2 separate regions of the Mus musculus genome follow, and region 2 is linked to region 1. A link is a loop called in an ENCODE intact Hi-C map of the cell type or tissue named here. Cell type or tissue: heart. All regions are shown on one strand. Links, peaks and the distances in the headings refer to the core of each region. The heading gives the core; the rest is flanking DNA. Region 1 holds the start of Spsb2 (splA/ryanodine receptor domain and SOCS box containing 2). Region 2 overlaps Lpcat3 (lysophosphatidylcholine acyltransferase 3).

Evidence for each region. Peaks named below come from ENCODE experiments on the same cell type or tissue, not always from the same donor. Only the 100,000 strongest peaks of a DNase experiment are listed, where the experiment ranks them.
Region 2: a loop joins it to region 1, with 2.4 times the contacts of the local background. A loop is called at or near these places in 3 of 42 quality-filtered maps.

The regions. Positions count from the first base shown.
Region 1 is chr6:124,805,530-124,815,359 of GRCm38, reverse strand. It overlaps Spsb2 (splA/ryanodine receptor domain and SOCS box containing 2), which reads right to left and starts at 6,442. Exons shown (of 3, transcript NM_013539.2): 1 at 6,330-6,442; 2 at 5,391-6,133; 3 at 4,744-5,091. The coding sequence starts at 6,054. The coding sequence ends at 4,961. It overlaps Tpi1 (triosephosphate isomerase 1), which reads left to right and starts at 1,202. Exons shown (of 7, transcript NM_009415.3): 1 at 1,202-1,352; 2 at 2,447-2,570; 3 at 2,655-2,739; 4 at 2,824-2,956; 5 at 3,393-3,478; 6 at 3,756-3,843; 7 at 3,973-4,774. The coding sequence starts at 1,238. The coding sequence ends at 4,091. Usp5 (ubiquitin specific peptidase 5 (isopeptidase T)) reads left to right here. Exons shown (of 20, transcript NM_001326594.1): 20 at 1-341. In heart, for the core only: a CTCF peak has its summit at 5,697; DNase peaks (open chromatin) are centred at 4,579, 5,039, 5,709, 6,439 and 4 weaker places; H3K4me3 peaks cover 3,536 bases; H3K27ac peaks cover 4,009 bases.
Region 2 is chr6:124,700,195-124,709,566 of GRCm38, reverse strand. Lpcat3 (lysophosphatidylcholine acyltransferase 3) reads right to left here. Exons shown (of 13, transcript NM_145130.2): 5 at 9,289-9,326; 6 at 8,716-8,894; 7 at 7,990-8,098; 8 at 7,245-7,331; 9 at 6,989-7,155; 10 at 6,414-6,561; 11 at 6,182-6,340; 12 at 5,940-6,072; 13 at 4,851-5,767. The coding sequence ends at 5,956. Emg1 (EMG1 N1-specific pseudouridine methyltransferase) reads left to right here. Exons shown (of 6, transcript NM_013536.2): 2 at 3,725-3,826; 3 at 3,911-4,052; 4 at 4,351-4,409; 5 at 4,479-4,628; 6 at 4,909-5,197. The coding sequence ends at 5,022. Among named protein-coding and RNA genes, the nearest start is that of Emg1, 7.3 kb to the left of the region's middle. In heart, for the core only: CTCF peaks have their summits at 6,660 (motif pointing left) and 7,920 (motif pointing left); DNase peaks (open chromatin) are centred at 6,676 and 9,116.

The sequences.
Region 1 (9,830 bases), core at 2,662-7,661:
GGGGCCAACTGCCTGTCCACAGTGGGACCTTGTTGCTTCCTTCCCCTGCCCCTTGAATCCACAGTGCTCTGCTTCTCTGTGATGGCCCAACCCCTGATGTGGGGCGGGCTCTTACCTGTGTGTGTGTGTGGATGTGGCTTTATGCATCTTTCCAGGGGAGGGAGCGACTGCGCCTCCCCTCCCCTTAAGTGTTTGCTCCCTTGTGGTGGGGCAGAGGAGGCTCTGAGGGAAATAGGACCCTCCCCACACCCTTTGCCCTTCTGCCTCAGCCTCCGGTCTGTCTTTATGGTCCTCTGGAAAAATGCCAAAATACATGATGTGAATAAAAGTACGGGGGCTGACTGGTTTCAGTTCTTTGGGGGAGACTTACTAGTTCTGGGGAGGATTACTGGAAGGGGAAGGTTTAGAGAGGCCCAACTGGGGTCCTTTGCCGTCCCCCCCCCCCAGGCAATTTCCTTTTCTCTAGCTCTAGAAATGCTCAGAAAACTGAGGTGGGGGGATGGGAAATAAAGGGAAAATTCAGAAGCGAGGCTGCATCACCCCCCCCCCCCCAACTGACCATGCACTTGGTCTAGCCCCACTGTTGCTGGGCAAATGAAGGACCTAGGGCAGGGTGGGCAGTCCACACTGACTGATATCAGCTGACTCCTTTACACGGCTGCAGCCAGCCTGCCTCCCTCCCTGCCCCCCACACACTAGTGTCCCACTCTGCTCCATTTGGCCAAGGTCTGACAACTGCAAGGACCCCGTAATCACCAGCGACGTTGGTGACACACTTGGCCCCCTTCCTTGTGATTACTGGAAGGGCTCCTCAACCGTGACTTTGCTTTATGCTATGAGGGAATGGGGCGCTTTCGGAGTTGGAAAGGTGCCCTCAACCCCAGGGTCCAAGGCCCTGCTGCTGTCACCTCCACAGGAAATGCCCCTTGGTCTTCTGAAATCCCAAAAAGTTTGTTTCCCTGAGCGCGAGGTTCAACATCTCAACTGTCGAGCCACTGAGGCAGGACGTTTGAGCCCCCTGAACCCTCTAGAACATTGATTGCTCTAGAACGCCAGAACGTCGAAACACCGGGAGGTGGAGAGGCAGATGGAGGGGAAGGCGGAGCAGCAAGGGGCCGGGCTAACCATGGCGGAGGGCGGGGAGAAGGAGGAGTTCTGCTTCACAGCCATCTATATAAGTGGCCAGTGGAGAGAGCCGTGCGTTTGTACTGACCTTCAGAGACTTGAGCCTGGTACAATGGCGCCTACCAGGAAGTTCTTCGTTGGGGGCAACTGGAAGATGAACGGGAGGAAGAAGTGCCTGGGAGAACTCATCTGCACCCTGAACGCAGCCAACGTGCCGGCAGGCACCGGTGAGCTCTCTGTTTAGCAGGGGCGGCGGGACGTGGGGGTGGAGGGTCGGGCGTGGCACCACCTGCTCAGTGTCTGAGTGGACCTGGATGGTGGCCTGGGGACAAGAGCCATTTGGTGTCCCGGCAGCAGAGACTTGCTGAAGAGGAAAAGCATTTAAATGCTGCACTGGGTTTGTGGGGCCCGAAAGGGGTTCTTGGGGTTGGGGGCAGGGTGCAAAGAAGATCGCCCTTGGGAGTGGACCGGAGCTGCACCAGTTAGGGGTTAGGGTCGAGAAGAAGAACCAGTGTCGGGTTGGATAAGCAAGTGGCACGTGTCCCCCAGATTGTGAGGGAGGAAGCTGAGCTTGCGCGGGCTCTCAGCTACCTGCCCCCTCGGCCTCTGGCTCCGTGCGTCTCTGCACGTAGCCCGAAACTCCTCCCCGCGCCGTCGTATGCTTAGGCCTCTGAGCTGGGGGCTTCCACATCCCTATCCTTCACAGCATGGGCCACTCCTGCCTTCCACCTTAGGCCCCTAGCAGATGCCAAACATGCTGAGCCGTTGGGGAATTAAAAAAAAAAAAAATTCAGCTCTTCTCAGACTGGAAATAGGAAAACACAAGGTCTCTGTGGGCTAGTCAGTTCCCTGCTGCTCACGACACTACCCCTCCATCCTTCCCGCTTCTACCCACCTAAATCGGGGAACCTGGAGAATGGCCAAAGGGTATTCTCTCTGATCATCCATTTCCCGAAGAGCCCAATACAAACTCCCGCGGTGGACCTCTTATGCTAAAAAATCCTTCCCGGGATGGGTATGTGGGATGGGCTATTTTAGAAAGGGGTTACCCCTGGAGAATGCTGAGTCGAGGAGATGCCCATTCCCAGAATAGCCTGAGGAAATTAGAGCCACAGCTGTTAAAAGAGCAGAGGGCAGGGTAAGGGCCGTGGCCTATCAGAGGCATTGGGAAGGCTCTGGTATTGCTACAGGCCTAGCCTGGGCTCTGTAGTGGACAAAGGTCAACTTTCTGGACTGAAAAACGAAGGAAAGTAGAACCAAGAAAGTGAATGCAAGACCGGGAGCCTGAAGAGTGAGGGGCTTTCTCTGATCTCGTCCTCAGAGGTGGTTTGTGCACCGCCCACCGCTTACATCGACTTTGCCAGACAGAAGCTGGATCCCAAAATTGCTGTGGCCGCACAGAACTGCTACAAAGTGACCAATGGGGCCTTCACTGGGGAAATCAGGTGAGATGGAGGCAGAGAGGGATGTAGAGGGAAAACCTTCCTCGTGAGGGCTTCTTGCCGAACTTTGGTGTGTGTTTGTTTTAGCCCTGGCATGATCAAAGACTTAGGAGCCACCTGGGTCGTGCTGGGGCACTCAGAAAGAAGACATGTCTTTGGAGAATCAGATGAGGTCAGTAAACAGGAGGGGAGATAGGGGATGCTTTGATCCTGGGGGAGAGGGTATCTTACCTACCTAGCATTTGTTCTTCAACAGCTGATTGGCCAGAAAGTGAGCCACGCCCTAGCAGAGGGACTCGGGGTGATCGCCTGCATCGGGGAGAAGCTAGACGAAAGGGAAGCCGGCATCACCGAGAAGGTCGTGTTCGAGCAAACCAAGGTCATCGCAGGTATCTCTGCAGACACGGCTCTCTGAGTCTAGCAAAGGCCACAGGGATGGAGGCGGGAGGTCAAAGGTCCCACAGCCTGCCTGAGTCATACTGACCCCGGGGAAAGAGGGCGACCTGAATGGTTCTTGTCACTGTTCCTACAGAAGGCTCAAACCCCACCTTCAAAAGCTAGCAGGGTCTGTGGGTAAAGCCTGAGGCCCTGAGTTTGAGTCCTCCAAAGACAGCCACGTGGTAGGAAAGATCCAGCTTCTACAAGTTGTCCTCTGCCCTCATATGTGTGCTATAGCTTGTACACACGCACGCGCACACACGCACGCACAAGTTGTTTCTAAAAGGGGGAAGGAGAAGCCCACCAGGGGCTGTAGGCCATAACTGTTATAACAGGAGAGCTTGGCGGGTCAGCTCCTTCCTACTCACTCTCCTCTCTGCCCCACAGATAATGTGAAAGACTGGAGCAAGGTGGTCCTGGCCTATGAACCTGTGTGGGCCATTGGGACTGGCAAGACGGCAACCCCTCAGCAGGTAACTACCCAGAGCTCCTCAGCCTGTCCGGCTTTAACAGACTCACACAGCTATGGAGCCCATCCAAGCCCCTTTAGAGACAGAGGGCCCCCAAACTCACCAAGGAGAGTGACTTTGCCAAAAATGTTCATTCCAAGCCTGGTGGGATTGGAGCCTTGCCACTCTCTGGTCCCGGGGCTTTTCTGGAAACTCAACTCTATGTGAGAACCAGTGGTTTTTACTCCTTGAATGATAGATAGGAAGGAGCTTACTTAGTAGCTCTGCCTCCTCCTTCTAGGCACAGGAAGTACACGAGAAGCTCCGGGGATGGCTGAAATCCAATGTCAATGATGGGGTGGCTCAGAGCACCCGGATCATTTATGGAGGTGAGTGGCTTTGGCTCTAGCTAAGACGGAAATGGGCTAAGACAGACTGAGGCTGCCTTGCACAGAGAGGTGGGGCTTAAGTGTTCTGATCATAGACCTGACCAAACTGTCTTCTTGTTCCTGGTACAGGTTCTGTGACTGGAGCAACCTGCAAAGAGCTGGCAAGCCAGCCTGACGTGGACGGCTTCCTTGTGGGTGGCGCATCTCTCAAGCCTGAATTTGTGGACATCATCAATGCCAAACAATGAGCACTGCCCATCCCTCTACCTGCCTGCATAGCATGGACTAGGTTGCCCAGAAGTTTAGTAACTGCTCCCACCGGTCACATGCTTCTGATGACATCATCTGCCCCATCTTGTGGCCTAATCCACGCTGTACCCTCCTGAGCCGTTTCCACCGCCCTATTATGGTTGGGACCAGGCCAATCCCTTTACCACTTACAGTGGGTAGAATCAACTGTCACCAAGGTGGCTCCTAGTGAGGGGAGGGAGTAGAACTGACTGTCCCTTTGGGCCCTGACAAGTGAAATCACCTTCCATTGGTTTGGGCTGGAAACTCATGGTTGGAGCACAGGAAGTGGGCTTCGTGTCACTTTGGCCTGTCACTTAGATGGCCTTGGCTCTAGCTTCACTCCCAAGTTCTACTGGATGTCTGATGCAGAAATTCAGAGCTTTCGGGTCTGAATTCGGTATACATGAGACCCTAAGAGGCCTGGGATAGTCCCCTCCCCCACGGTGCCAAAGCCCCTGTATTGTGTTTGTGAACCATCCTACATGTAAGGGAAATAAACACCTGGGCCTGAGCTTTGTGGGTTGTCATAATTCCTTAAGACAGTGATGGGGCTCTAGCCTGGGGTGGGGGAGTGTAAAACAAAACAAAAAACAATAATGAAACAGGTTGTGACAATACATCTCATTTTTTACTTCAAAAACCTCTTTGTCCCAGGCTGCCATGGTGTTTAATATCATTTCTATATGTCTTGCTCCTGTGAGAAGGGGAGGTGAAGGGGTCCAGCCCCCCCCCCCCAGCTTCACCAGCTTTTTAAAGTTGTCTAGGCCAGCGGGTGCCTCTCCACCTGTCCCCACGGTAGGGTGCCAGCACACCCTGTACTACTGGGTCATTTGTAGAGCAGATAGCGCTTCATGGCAGGGGGCAAAGGCAGAGTGGATATTTGACCCAGCCGGGTGTCCCCCAGAGCATGGCGCACACACAGGCGGCTCAGGTGCAGAAGGGATTGTGGTTCCTCCACTGCGGAGAGAGAAGGAAGACAAGGTAAGTAAGCAACTCCAGGCATCCTTGAACTTGAGATCCTGCTCAGGCACCCTTCCTTCTTCCTCCATTTCCACCGCCACCTCAGCTGAGGGAGACCCAAAGGCTCTGAATTTGTGCATCACATCCAATAGGGATTGGGAGTGAAGCTAGATCCAAGGCCATCTAAGTGACAGGCCAAAGTGACAAGAAGCCTACTTCCTGTGCTCCAACCATGAGTTTCCAGCCCAAACCATTGCCAAGAGTAGTGATCTCCCCACACCTAGTCCGTATCTCACCTCTTCTTTCGCCCATGTAGCGGATGCGGACCTGGCACTGGCCCCAAACAGCACTTACAGAGGGATAGAGGGTCCTCCCCTTCAGTCCACGGAAGGCTGGTCCCAGGTACGTGCCCCCAATAGAGTAGCCAAGAGTCCCCTCCTCCATGTCCAGAACCACCAGCAGTCTCTCTGGCACCACTAGCTGCTCACCCTGAGGTCCAGCTGGATACTGGGGGGCCTCGAGGCCCTTACTCTGATGATACAATTTTCCCCGCCCAATATCCCAGCCCCAGGACTCGCTGTTGCTGCCCAAAAGCGCCGCATAGTGGTCAGCCTGCAGCGGGGCGAGGGCGGTGGCCACGCCCACCACGGCGTGTGTGCCCCTTTGCTCCAGGGGCCAGCTGATCTCCCAGGCGTGCAGACCTCTCGAATAGCCCCGTTTCCCCCGGACTCCATCAGTGCTCTGGGCCACAGGGCGCCGCTCAAAGCACAGACCCCCTTCCTTGACATCGATGTTCTCGGAGCAATCCTTGGGGTTCCAGCCGTGGTGCCGTTGGGCAACCAGGTCAGGAGGGGGAGCAGACAGGAGCTCCTCCAAGCCCTCGGGAGGAGAGAAGTCCGAGTACAGAGCCTGCGAGGTAGGGGTGCTGCTGCTGCCCCTTGCCAGGGCCGTCTGGCCCATGAGGAGAGCCGCTGAAGAACTTCTCAAAACAGGCTTGCTGGGGCGTCTCGCTTTTGAAAGTTGAGCTCCGGATCGTCCCCTGGAGTGGTGTGGAGACAGAAAGGACTGTTAGGCGCATCATCTTTCCCTAGGACTCCCATCCGTTCACCGGTGTATGCCAACCAGCCTGGTCTTCCCTTGGTCCCCTAACCATCCCAGGTCTATCACTCTGCTTTCACCCTATCTGTGTCGCGCCCCCCAAGTTTCTCAGGAGCTCTCTCTCCCTCAGACCTTACCGTGAACCGTCCCCTTGCTGGCTCTAACGCCGGGCCCCTACCCCGCACCTCACTGTCCCCCTAGCTCGCAGAGACCTCTGTGGAAGTACAGATAGGGAAGGCTAGAAGCGCCCCTGACCAGCCACTGCTTCCGGCTCCAGCGGGGCTGCGGACGCCCGCCCGCGCTCCGCCCCTGGGCTCTGTGGACGATTAACCCTATCGTCACCTCCCAGACCACGGCGGCCACACCACTTACCGCCTTGAGAACCCACCGGCTACAAAGAATCCAGGCAAAAAATAAGTGACGACTCCAGACGTGGACAAGCGCGCATGCTTTGTGGAGCACACTCTTTGAGTGGGTAACCTCTTGTCCCTCCCAGGACTCCCTGGCGTCAGACTCTTCAGCAGTTTATTTTTCCAAAGCCACCTGACAGCTGCGTGCCCCACCCTCCCCCCCATCCCAGACTAGAATTAACCCTTTGATGACGTCATCGCCTTGGATTCTGTGTGTGTGTGTGTGTGTGTGTGTGTGTGTGTGTGTGTGTAGACTTCTCCACTGGAGACCTTTGCTCTCTCTGCCTGAGCTAGTCATTCCTGAGGCCCTAAGATCAGTAAGCGGCCTTGACACCCTTCCTGAACTCCTGCTCCTGTGTTCAGGAGAATGTAGGGATTGAGACTACTGTCCCCTGCGGCTCCCTAGGTTGCTGAAGCCTTAGTCCTTCATCCTCCTGCTTCAGCCTCCTGAGTAATGGAACTACGAGTGGGCACGCTGTCTGGTGGATGTGTGCTTTAAGGGTTAGTTTTGAGTGTCGTTTGATCATTAGCTACATTATCATGGAGAGGTTGCTGTTGAAGTTTGACCTCCTCGAAAGCCTCTTGATAACAGTTCAAAAATCCCAAAGTGGCTGGGCAGTGGTGGTGCAACACCTATAATCCCAGCACTTGGGAGGCAGAGGCAGGCGGATCTCTGAGTTCAAGGCTAGCCTAGTCTACAGAGTGAATCTATGCCAGGGCTAGACAGAGAAACCTTATCCCAAAAAAATCCCATAATGCCACCGTGTGTGTGTGTGTGTGTGTGTGTGTGTGTGTGTGTGTGTGTGAGAGAGAGAGAGAGAGAGAGAGAGAGAGAGAGACTGTAACCTCTGCTGGCCTAGAACTCCCTATGTAGACCACGTTGAACTCAAACTCACACTGATCAGCCTGCCTCTGCCTCCTGAGTGTTGGCATTAAAGGTGTGTACCCTGTGCCCAGCCTAATTTTAACCTTGTTGTTGTTGTAGTTATTGTTGTTTGGATGGCTTTGAAATAGTCTCTTGTAGCCCATCCTAGGACAGGACGGGCTCTGTAGCCAAGAGCTGGTCTTGAATCCCTGTTTCTCTTAGCTCTGCTTTCAGATGCTAGGATTCTAAGGGTATGATTCATACCCGGCTAATTTTAACTTAATTCTGATGTGAGGCTGCTGAAATGGCTCAGCAGTTAAGAGCACGGCTGCTCTTGCAGAGGACCCAGTTCAGGTTCCCACTCCCAAGTGGAAGCTCACAAATGTGCATAAGTTCCAGTTCCAGGGAGGTTGGGTGTCTTCTGAACTGAATGTGGCATACAAACTGTGCTGTGTAGCCTTGTGTCAGCTTGACCCAGAACCTAGAGTTATCTGAAAGGAACGAACCTTAATTGAGAAAATGCCAGTTGGACATGGTGCTGCACGCCTTTAATCCCAGCACTCAGGAGGCAGAGGCAGGTGGATTTCTGAGTTCGAGGCCAGCCTGGTCTACAGAGTGAGTTCCAGGACAGCCAGGATTATACAGAGAAACCCTGTCTCAAACAAAAACAAAAACAAAAACAAAAACAAAAACAAAGAAAGAAAGAAAGAAAGAAAGAAAGAAAGAAAGAAAATGCCTTATAGCCAGATCTAGTGGTGGCATTTTCTTGAGACAGGGTTTCTCTGTATAGCCCTGGCTGTCCTGGAACTCACTCTGTAGACCAGGCTGACCTCAAACTCAGAAATCCACCTGCCTCTGCCTCCTGAGTGCTGGGATTAAAGGCCTGCGTCACCACTCCTGGCTTAGGCATTTTCTTAATTAGTTATTGATGTGAGGTTGGGGGTGGGGCACGGGGGAGCCCATTGTGGTGGTGCCATCCCTGGGCAAGGTGGTCCTGGATTCTATAAGAAAGCAGGCTGAGCAAGCCATGGTTGTATATATTTAAATCCCACACTATTAGCCCTAATAAGCCAGCTTTTCTTCCAGATTGATTTTTTTCCCCTTTTGGTTGTTTTTCAAGATAGGGTTTCTCTGTGTTAGCCCTGGCTGTCCTGAAACTTGCTCTGTAGACCAGGCTGGCCTCGAACTCATATATCCGCCTTCCTCTGCCTTCCGAGTGCTAGACCCAGCTTCTTCCAGATTCCAGATGGTTGGGCTGCCTTTGATTGGGTCCTGTTGTAAAGAGACAAGGTACCTTAGTGTGATGCATCCTAACTGAAAAAAAAAACAAAACAGATCTAAGCCACACAGAGAAAGTCCGCACTGGGCTCACTGGAACCCCAGTTCAGTTTCCATCTGACAAGCTGGCCACACTGCCCTATTTAACCAGACCCCTGTTGAGTTCGTGTGCAATATGTCTGTTATAAAACTCAACCTTTTATTCTCAGAATAGACTATTCCAGTTTTTACAGACTTATACGGAAGGTTTAGATTCAGTTAGCTTCAGCCTCGCCAGAACTAAAGCGCTAGTAAAAATGGGGTGGTGTGGAGGGGAGACTAGAACACCTGCTGAGAGACTTCTTTATAGGACAGAGAAGCTGCACCGGCGACATTGCAGCAATATGGTTGCCTAAACAAGGCCTGAGCAGTGACACCACCAGGTGACGCCAAGGAGGAGGCGGAAAATCATACAAGGCCCCGCCCCTAGATGAAGAGCTGCAGGCAGTTAATGGCTGCTGAGAGAGAATCAATGTTCCTCAGGGAGGAGCCCTCTTACTTGGACTTTCCAACACCACAGTGCTCAGTCCTAAAACCATATTCATTGGAGCAACACTGAATTAACTCAGCAGGTTGCGTTTATATGCTTATACATATTAACAATTAAAAACAAGTAGTATTATATAATGTGTAACGCAAACCAGAAACGATCAAATCTGAAAAGGAAGCCTATTTTCCAAACTCACCAATAAGGATGAAATGGCAACTGGGCTGAGGTTGAGAAACTTGGATTACTGGTCGCCCATAGGCCCCGCCTCCGGCCCCGCCCCCACACCCTTGGAGCTAGTCCCGTAACCAAGGCAACGAACGCACTAGCTGGGTCGGGTGGGGAAGCTGACTCATGCAGGCTGACGGTCACGCGTGGGCTCATAGTGTGCGCTGCGGCAGCCTGGGCATCTCGCATGCCCCACCGCGACTGTGTAGCTGCTGAATCCTCAGCCAGTCCTAGTGGTCCGCCACTCGGGGCCTTCCCCTCGCAGTTTGTGCTTCGGGCGTTAACACTAAGGTCTGGAATGTTCCACCAGAGGAAACCTGGATCTAAGACT
Region 2 (9,372 bases), core at 4,373-9,372, 110 kb after region 1:
CTGATGACCCCTTGGCCACCACAGGCTCTGCACCTGTGTGATGCACAACTAGTCACTCAGGCAAGACACCTATGCCCATAAAATGTAAAGGAATGTATGTGTATGTGTACAGTTATACATGTATGTGTGTAATATATGAGTACACACATATATATGCATATGTCTGGCACCTTCTCAAGTGGAAACCTAAGGGTTCTTTGGAAAGTTGGTTGGGTGGTGTTTTGCTGGGACAAACAGTGAAGGAACATTTCCTAAAAGTGGACACAGGTGTGAAAGGCTAAGGCAGACTCAAAAAGGAATGTTTCCCTGAAGCAGACACAGGAGAGAGGACGTTCTGCTCATTATTGAGTATCTTGCTGATTTATTTTTCTGTCTGAGATGGGGTCTCACCCTGTACCTCATCCTGGCCTGACACTTGGTGGGCTCCTAAACACTGGGAGTACAGGTGTGGGCTCCCACATCCAACTCGTGGTGCCACTCCTTTTTTTTTTTTTTTTTTTTTTTTTTTTTAATCTCCAGACAGCCCTAGCTATTCTGGAACTTGCTTTGCAGACCAGGCTAGCTTCGAACCACCACAACCTGGTGCTGCTTCAGTTATTAGAGGTTAGCCCAAGGAACTGCTACGTCACGGACTGAGAAGATGGCTTAGTGGAGGGCTTACCGTGCGCTCCCACAAACATGAGGACCTGTGTTCTAGCCCCAGCACCTATGTAGGAAGCCCAGGCTGTGCTAGGCATGCTTTTAATCCCAGCACTGAGAGACAGGTGGGGAGGTAGATCTCTGAGTTTGAGGAAGGAAAGAAGGGAGGGGCCCAGCTCAGTTTGTAATCCCAGCATTGAAGAGACAGGTGAGTTTGTAGAGCTTGGCGGCCTGCCAGGTAGCTGAATTGGTGACCTCAGGTTCAATGAGGAACTCTTAGGTCAGAAAATAGAAGGTGATCGAGGAAGACGAGACAACAACCTCTGGCCTTCACATGTAAGCACATTGTACCTACACGCTCGCACACATACACACACACAGACTGATGTACGCACACATACACACACAGACTGATGTACGCACACATACACACACACAGACTGATGTACGCACACACACACACACACACAGACTGATGTCGGAGTACAGAGGTGACAGCGGAGTGATGCCACTTGGGTATTTCCTGTTCATCTATTAGGAACCATTTCTGTTCTTGAGTTTGTAGACTCAAGATTGTTTACTCTTTCTATGAAGACAGAGTATGAGATTTTGAACTTTCTCCTGTCTCTTTAGTAACTTCTAAGAACTGTTGAGAACTGCTGGCAATGGTTTCGTTCTGGTCATTCCAGTTTGTGGTTTCCGATCAGTGCACAGACTCAGGCTCCACAAACCATTCTCTCCGCTGCCCTCAGTGCAGCACTTGGATGGTTTCTGTTGTGGTTCTTTCCACATGCCAGCTCACAGCTGTGCCACTGCAGTTCCACAGGATCCGATGCCCACCTTTGACTTCCACAGGCGCCGGGCAGGCACATGATGCATATGTATCGTACAGGCTAAATACTCATCCGTGTAAAATTAGATACATCTTAAATTAAAAGCACAAAACCTCCACTTTTATCCTAATAATGGGTTGAAATCGGACCATTCCACGTTCATTCTCTTTTACATTTAAGAGTATCCAAAGGACTTAGTTTCTGACCATGTACTTTACTCTGACATTGGCTTGAAAATTTATCTTTACATATGTGTATGTGTGTGCAGGCCTGTTGTCTGGAGCTGAGTTTCGGGTGGTTGTGAACCACCAAGTGGGTGCTGGGACCTACATCTGGGCCTCTGCAAGAAAAACAAGCACAGTAAGGCTCCTAACCACGGAGCCGTCTCCAGCTCCTACTCTGACTCTTTTAAAAAAAGATTTATGTGGGGCTGGAGAAATGATGGCTTAGCAGTTAAGAGCACTGGCTGCTCTTCCAGAGGAACAGGTTCAATTCCTAATACCCACACGGTAGCTCACAACTGTAACTCCAGTTCCAGGGGGCCCAGGGTCCTCTTTTAGCCTCCTCTGGCACTATGCACATAGAGTGCAGACATACATGCAGGCACACATGCACATAAGATTACATGAATACAGACAGTATTTATTTGTAATTATCCATGTGTGTGTGTGTACCACATGCCTTTGAATGCTTGAGTTTTCAGGTTTCCCTGGAGATGGAGTTACAGGCCACCTGACATGGATGGTAGGAAATCAAATCCATGTCCTCTGTAAGAGTAATATTAATATCTCTTAACCACTGACATTTTTCAGGCCTCTGACATTGTTTGAACTATTTGGTTAATTCCAAAAATTACATCCCCAAATATTTTGAAATGTGTATTGTCACTTTGTCTCTAGACATAAAAAGTTCTAGTGAAGCTGGGCGGTGGTGGCGCACGGCTTTAATCCCAGCACTTGGGAGGTAGAGGCAGGCAGATTTCTGAGTTCGAGGCCAGCCTGGTCTACGCAGTGAGTTCCAGAACAGCCAGGGCTACACAGAAACCCTGTCTCAAAAACAAACAAACAAACAAACAAACAAGTTCTAGTGATACACAGACTTTAAAAACCCCTTGTTTGTGAGCTGGAGAGATGGCTCAGTGGTTCAGAGCACTGGCTGTTCTTCCAAAGTTCCTGAGTTCAATTCTCAGCAACCATATGGTGGCTCACAACCATCTGTAATGGGATCAAATACCCTCTTCTGGTGTGCCTAAAGAGAGCAAAGTGCACTCACATATATAAAATAAATCCTAAAAATAGTGTTTGCATATAACAATGTTTTTAGATTTACAAAAACCTTCCAGCGTACGTATGTTCAGTCACTGACAACCTGAGGTGGTAGAGGTGGTTTTTCTCTTACCATGTGCATTCTGGGATTGATGTCAGGTCAGGTTTGGGAACTAGTGCCTTTACCTACTGACCCACGTCAAAGGCCTTGTCCCAGGGTTCTTTTGTGTGGTATATGTGTGTATATACTTGGACATGTATGAAGGTCAGAGGACAGCTTGTTGGTTTCCTTCCTTTCGCCATGTGAGTCATGGGAATTGAACTCAGATCTTTGGGGTTGGTGGCAAGTACCTTTGTCTGCTGAGCTCTCTCTCTCTAGTCAGGTTGAGACCTGGTCTTACTGACCATTCTAATGTCCCTTGAGATTTGAGGTTGCAAATGAGTTATTTCTGAGTGCAGGCCCGAGCAGACCTCACTTGCTATTTATGGTGTTGCATTTTTCTGACACTAGATCTTTGGCTCTTTGCTTGTGCAGATTCTGGGTTACTCCCACTTTTCATATGCTCGTTTCGTAGTGCTGGGGATTGAAGTCAGGCCCTGCCAAGCCCTCTGCTGCTGAGCTGCAGTCCACCAGCTTTTTCTCAATGGTTTGCTATTGTCAGGTTTTGATTGAGGCAGCAGGGTCTTGCTGTATCCTAGACTGGCATGTTCCTCAGCATATACGTGCTGCTTTTGAGACTAGTCTTGTTCATGAACTCTTGTCTGATTCTAGAACTTAGGTGACCTTGAGTGATAGCCATAGGCCTTAAAAGCTTAATGTGGCATGACTTGTCTCCTTTATTGTGTGAGATAGTTATCCTGTGTGTGAATGTGGACATATGGCAATCCTCTGAAAAGCTTTCTAGCCCTACTTAGTCTTTCTGGCTTAGGTCTAGAGTGGGCTAGGTGATAGGATTCCCATTGCTCTCATCATGTTCTGTTCTGCAGGTAGGGAAAACTTACGAGCTACTCAACTGTGACAGGCACAAGTCCATGTTGTTGAAGAATGGACGGGACCCAGGGGAAGTCAGACCAGACATCACCCACCAGGTATCTGTGTGGGCAGAGCTAATGACCCTCTGAGCGAATGCTGTTTCTCAGGCTTCACCACGCCTTTCCCTCTTCCTTTCTCAGAGCCTGCTGATGCTTATGGACAGCCCCCTGAACCGAGCTGGCTTGCTACAGGTTTACATCCACACACAGAAGAACGTGCTGATTGAAGTGAACCCCCAGACTCGAATTCCTAGAACCTTTGACCGATTTTGTGGCCTCATGGGTGAGAAGCCTTAGGACTAAAGTTCTGACTGAACTGGCAAAGTAAAGAGAGGAGACAGGAGAATCACACACCCATTCCTTCAGTGGGGAGTGACTGGCAGGACGGAGTCCAGGGAAGTTCAGCCCCCTGCTCTCTGAAGTCTCTCTGAGGGTAAAGCTGTCTGAGCTTGTCATCGGTATTAGTGAAATCCATAACTGTTGTGTGACGTAAAGGACACATAGCCCAGTTTCCCCAGGCTGTGTAGCTTAGGCGGAAGAGTGTCGGCTCTTCCCACGTCTGAACTCTCTTTCCCCCCCAGTTCAGCTTTTACACAAACTGAGCGTCCGAGCAGCCGACGGCCCTCAGAAGCTATTGAAGGTAAGCCGGAGAAACCTTTTGGTAAGGTTCTGGGCCAGTTCTGGCGCTGACTCTTCTTTTTGTCTTTAGGTAATTAAGAATCCAGTGTCCGACCACTTCCCAGTTGGCTGTATGAAAATTGGCACTTCCTTTTCTGTTGAAGACATCAGTGACATTCGAGAGTTGGTGCCCAGTAGTGACCCAGTTGTGTTTGTGGTGGGGGCCTTTGCCCATGGCAAGGTACAGTCTGGGCTGTGTACTTAGGTTCTTCCTGGAGCTGAAGCTCAGTGCAGGGTTCCAGGAGCAGTTGGCATTTTAAGAATCCCCGTTCTTACAAATGGGGTAAGACAGGCGGTAGCTGCAGTCCTGGCCCAGCCTTCACTTTGAGGGCTCACCTGTTTCTCACACAGAGAGCTAAGATGGCCAGCTCTGTAAAGTTTGATAGGAACCACACTGCTGTTGAGACATAGCGCCCCTATGCTTTTCTACCCTGAACCTGACCAGCTCTGTCTCTCCTCAGGTCAGTGTGGAGTACACAGAAAAGATGGTGTCCATCAGCAACTATCCACTCTCTGCTGCGCTTACCTGTGCTAAAGTCACCACAGCTTTTGAAGAAGTATGGGGTGTCATTTGAGCCCAGCAGGGCCTGGTTCTCAGACAGGAAGGACTCTTGGCAGTTTGTCTTTTGGCTCCTAAGATCTGCTGGAAGATAATCTTCTGTACCAAGACTGCAGAGTGGGGAGACAACACTGTATAGTTGTTTTTTGTTTTTCCTATAAAGAGTTTTATTTCGTTTTTTTTCTTTTTCAGACCTGATTGTTTTGAGGGTTCTTAAACTTAGCAGTACATGGTAGTGTAAACTGTTCCCCTTAGATTCTGGTGTTCCAGATTTTGACAGTAGGCGTTCCTGATTTCCTAGATTTCTGTGGCTCTCAATGAGAGACCATGATGACCTTTAGCAAGCATGGAGAATTATGTATGAAAGAAAGCAGTCTGGGATGCTAGCAGTGAAAAACTGAACAAACAGAAGTGATTTTATCTGGTATAGTTCCAAGATAGAAAAAGTGGAGCAGGCAGGGCCTTGTACCCTTCCCTCCCCCCATGGGGGGGGTGGCGGTATCGGCACATATACAATCGTAGTAGATTGGCAGAAGAGAAACAACAGATTCCTGGCTAGAGGGGAGAGATAAGGCAACGTGCATGGGGGAGTCCAAAGGGGGTGCAGCCCCTCTGCTCCTCCCACAAGAGCTTCCCCTTTGGCTGTCGCAGAGGCACAGCTGGGAGTGCTGTGACTTCCAGCTCCTGGCGTCTCTGCTGGGGTGAGGAGTGCTGTGAGAAGGGAGACAAGTAGTTTCTGCACCAGTCCAGCTCTCGGCCACCTGCAGGGCAAGGCGTGTGCTCAGAAGGCTGCCAGAGTGACCCCAGGCCCTTCTAGCAAGGCAGAACCTACAGTGTCCCCCTTGGGGACAAGCTGCACTGAAGTCCACCTCAGTTTCCAGTGGCATTTCTAGTCTGGTTCTAGCCTGCCTGTAGCCTGCAGACTTTACTTACCAGGGAAAGACAGAGATCATTCCCTCTTTTTTAACTTTTCTTTTCTTGGCACCATTGCTTTGTGGATATAAGGCAATATGAATAGTAGGCTCAAGAAGAAGACATGTCCAAGGAAATAGATGGATCTGTACACCTGCGGGGAGACAGAAACCACTGAAATAGATGTGAGGTGTGGGTTGTCCCTTGCTACTTGAGGTTTTAGTGACACCCCCACCCCCCTCAGCCTTACAGGTCTTCACTACCTTAAGCCATTTGTCCCATGTGAAGAGGCAGAAGGCAGTCATAGAGTAACCCATGAACAGCCAGTGGATGGTCTGTTGCACCAAGTAGTAGAAGGGCTGTAGGGCAGTGATGGAGGCCAGGCTGCTCAGGGCAGGGCTGTCCCGAATTAGACTGCTGACCTGGGGTGGAAAGAGAGAGGTCACGGTCCCCGTCTTCCTCCCTATCCGTTTTCCTCCCACCCTCGAGTCCTACCTGCTTTTCCACGATAACAATGAGGAATTCCATCTGGAAGCAAATCAGGTATCCTGAGTGTAGGCCATGCCAGAGGGCCAAGAACAGCAAGGAGAGACCTTGTGAGAGCTCTTTATTTCCAAGGAACTTGAGGCGTTTGAAGATGTAACTAGAGAAGAGGGTGGGGTAAGGATGAAGCTCAGACTTGACTCCTGCATCTGGGTCTGCCCTGAGGAGTAGAGTGCTGACTGGCTCCCACTTGTGGCCACTGAGGGTACATCAGACACAACACAGACTATGGGCTTAGGTGGGTACATGAGGACTGGCCGCTTGCTTCAGCAGGTACAGCTGAGTCCTGAGGGTCTGGCACCAACGCTGCTATGGTTCTCAGGCTGCTTAGACCCAGTGATGGGACACTATAAACAGCACGCAAGGAAGGACAGGATGAGCTACTTCCACAGAGTTGGTTGATTTTTTGGGGGGTGGTGGCCTTAGAACAAAAGCTTAGAGTGTTAAGTAGGACATGGACAGAAGTGACAACACCCCTACCCTCAGTGTAGTGTGGGAGGAGCCTGGGCTCAGGCCTCAATACTTACCGGGCTACCCAGGCATTGGTATTGATGTTGAAAGAGGCGATGGTGCCATTGAAGCGAGGGGTGGTTTCAAAGAGCCACACTTTCATGTTGGCACAGGCATCCCATCTCACGGTCCCATTTTCATCGAAGCCATTAAAGCCCAGGCCCGACAGAATGCACACTCCTTCCTGAAGGGAAGGATGGTTAGGGCTCTCGCCACTCGCCGCCTCCAAGCCTCCCCTTTTCTCAGCTTGTCTAAATGTGACATACTACTTACTGTGACCAGCCAGCAGGTGACGTATTTGTACAGCACAAATTTGCCCCAGATCAGCATGTACATGCAGCGGAACCAGAAAGGGCGGTTCTTGAAGAAGAGAACACAGGAACATTAGGGAAGGTACGGGCATGGCACAGTCCCCTAGATATCTTCAAACTGGCGGATGGCTCCTCCACTCCTATCAGTTCTGATGTCACGTGTGCCACGGCAGCCTAGCCCCCACCTGCCTGTAACCAGCCAAGAGGTGCCAATATGCATCCACCTCCTCTGCACGGCCTAGGCGTTTGTTGTCAGCAGAGGGGCCTTGCAGAGCCAGCCGCACAGTCTGGAATGCAGAGAAATCTACCCAGAATGACGGGGAGCTCCTGTGAGCTTTTCAGGGGAAGTGGCAAAAGCCAGCTTTCCTCTCGAAGCACCACCTCTGGACAAGCCCCTAAGTCTGTCAATTTAAGAAAAAAGCCACCTGATGCAGCACTCCAAGTCACAACACTAAGGGAGAGCTTCTTGAGCTTATTTGGGGGGGGGGGGGAGAGGGAGGGCAAGGCGTGCAAAAGTACACCTGGAGCTCCCCCCCCCCCATGCCCAAGGTTTGTCCATGCAGGTTTTAGCCTGGGTGGCACCAACTCTCACAGACTAGCAAAACCCCACACACATCTGAGATGGCGCTTGTCTGCCATCTACAGGGCTCTCTGCTTATCCCTTTGTGTGAGGCAGTAGTCACATTCCTGTGCTGACAGACACTCACATCATAGTCTTCTGTGAGGAGATAGTCGTCTGTGATGTGGGGGCTCAGCAGGGTGTAGCCCACCAGGTAGACAAGGCCCAGACTCAGGCGCTTGAGAGCAGGTATGGTGCTGGAAAGGAACAAGTGGGGTCACAGACAGCAGAGCATCGCCCTTCACCCTCTGACCTGTAGTCACGGAAAGGAGCATGTCAGGGTGTGGCGACGGCTGCGGGCTGTTTCCCAGAGAGACAGCTTTCTCTGCTTGGCTATTCGAAAACCCCAGTTACAGGAGAGGGCAGGAGGGAGCAGTGTGCAGGAGGCTTTAACCCTCAGAGCTACTGAGCCCAGAACTTGTCAGTGGTAAGGCTAACAACCATGTGCAGAACAACCAGCAATCTCAATTCGCGCTGGCACACAGGAGGACAGGTTCCCAGTGAAGGCATTCCAGCGGCGTTTGCATTATCTCTTAAGTATATATTTCTGTGTACATTTTTGTATATTGAACAGGGTCTCCCTCTATGAGGAAGCTTTGAAGGGAGGAGCATAACTTGTGGGCAAAACATGTGTGCTTTAGGGTCAGCTTGAACGGCTGGGGCAGACATTGTCCATGTGACACTGTGACAATCGGGCCACTGTGCTAGGGCTGACCTTTAGGAGAGTCACTTTAGAGTGATTGTACTAGGTAGAATCCCTACATGGAGGTCTTGACAAGGGGGGGCGCGGGGGGAGGGAGGGCGGTGTGATTACCTGTTTGGCATCTTCCCTGGTATGTCAGTCAGCTGTCCCCGCACCAGCTTCATGTAGTGGTTCATTGAAAATTGGGGCCCTACCAAGAAGGCTCCATAGAAGTAGGAGAAGCCAGCAACTTCCAGCAATGAAGGGACACCCCGTATGGCATATTTCTGTTGCTCAGAGGTCAAGGAATTCTATGCCAAGAATAGAATGTACGGCTCAGGATAGCCTTGAATTTTACCCCAGAGGCATTCCCTCTGAGCATTCCAATCTGTGCCCCACTGCCTGGAGCTCTTTAGTGTGGGATGGGAGGTAGAAGGTTGCTTCATGGGAAAATGTGTGGGGTAGCTTAGCCAACAGCTGCCTGTGGCTGTGGTGACAAATGCCTTGCTGGCACTCATCTCTGGACTTTGTGCAAGAGCTGGAGCCTGGACAAGTTACCCTGGCTCGGCCCTGCCCAGCTGGAAGACAGCTCATAGGCTAGGGAATGAGGCAGAGGCTCTGCCCTGGTGGGGATCGGTCTTGGTAAGAGCAGCCCTTCCCCTTCCCGCTGGTTAGTCCCTATCCTCTGACAGCGTGGACACTTACCCCGTCTTTGCCTCCATCGTAGTAGTCAATACACAGCCCTGAGCAAAGAGAGAAGGGGAGGGGAGGGCAGACATGAGGGCGTGC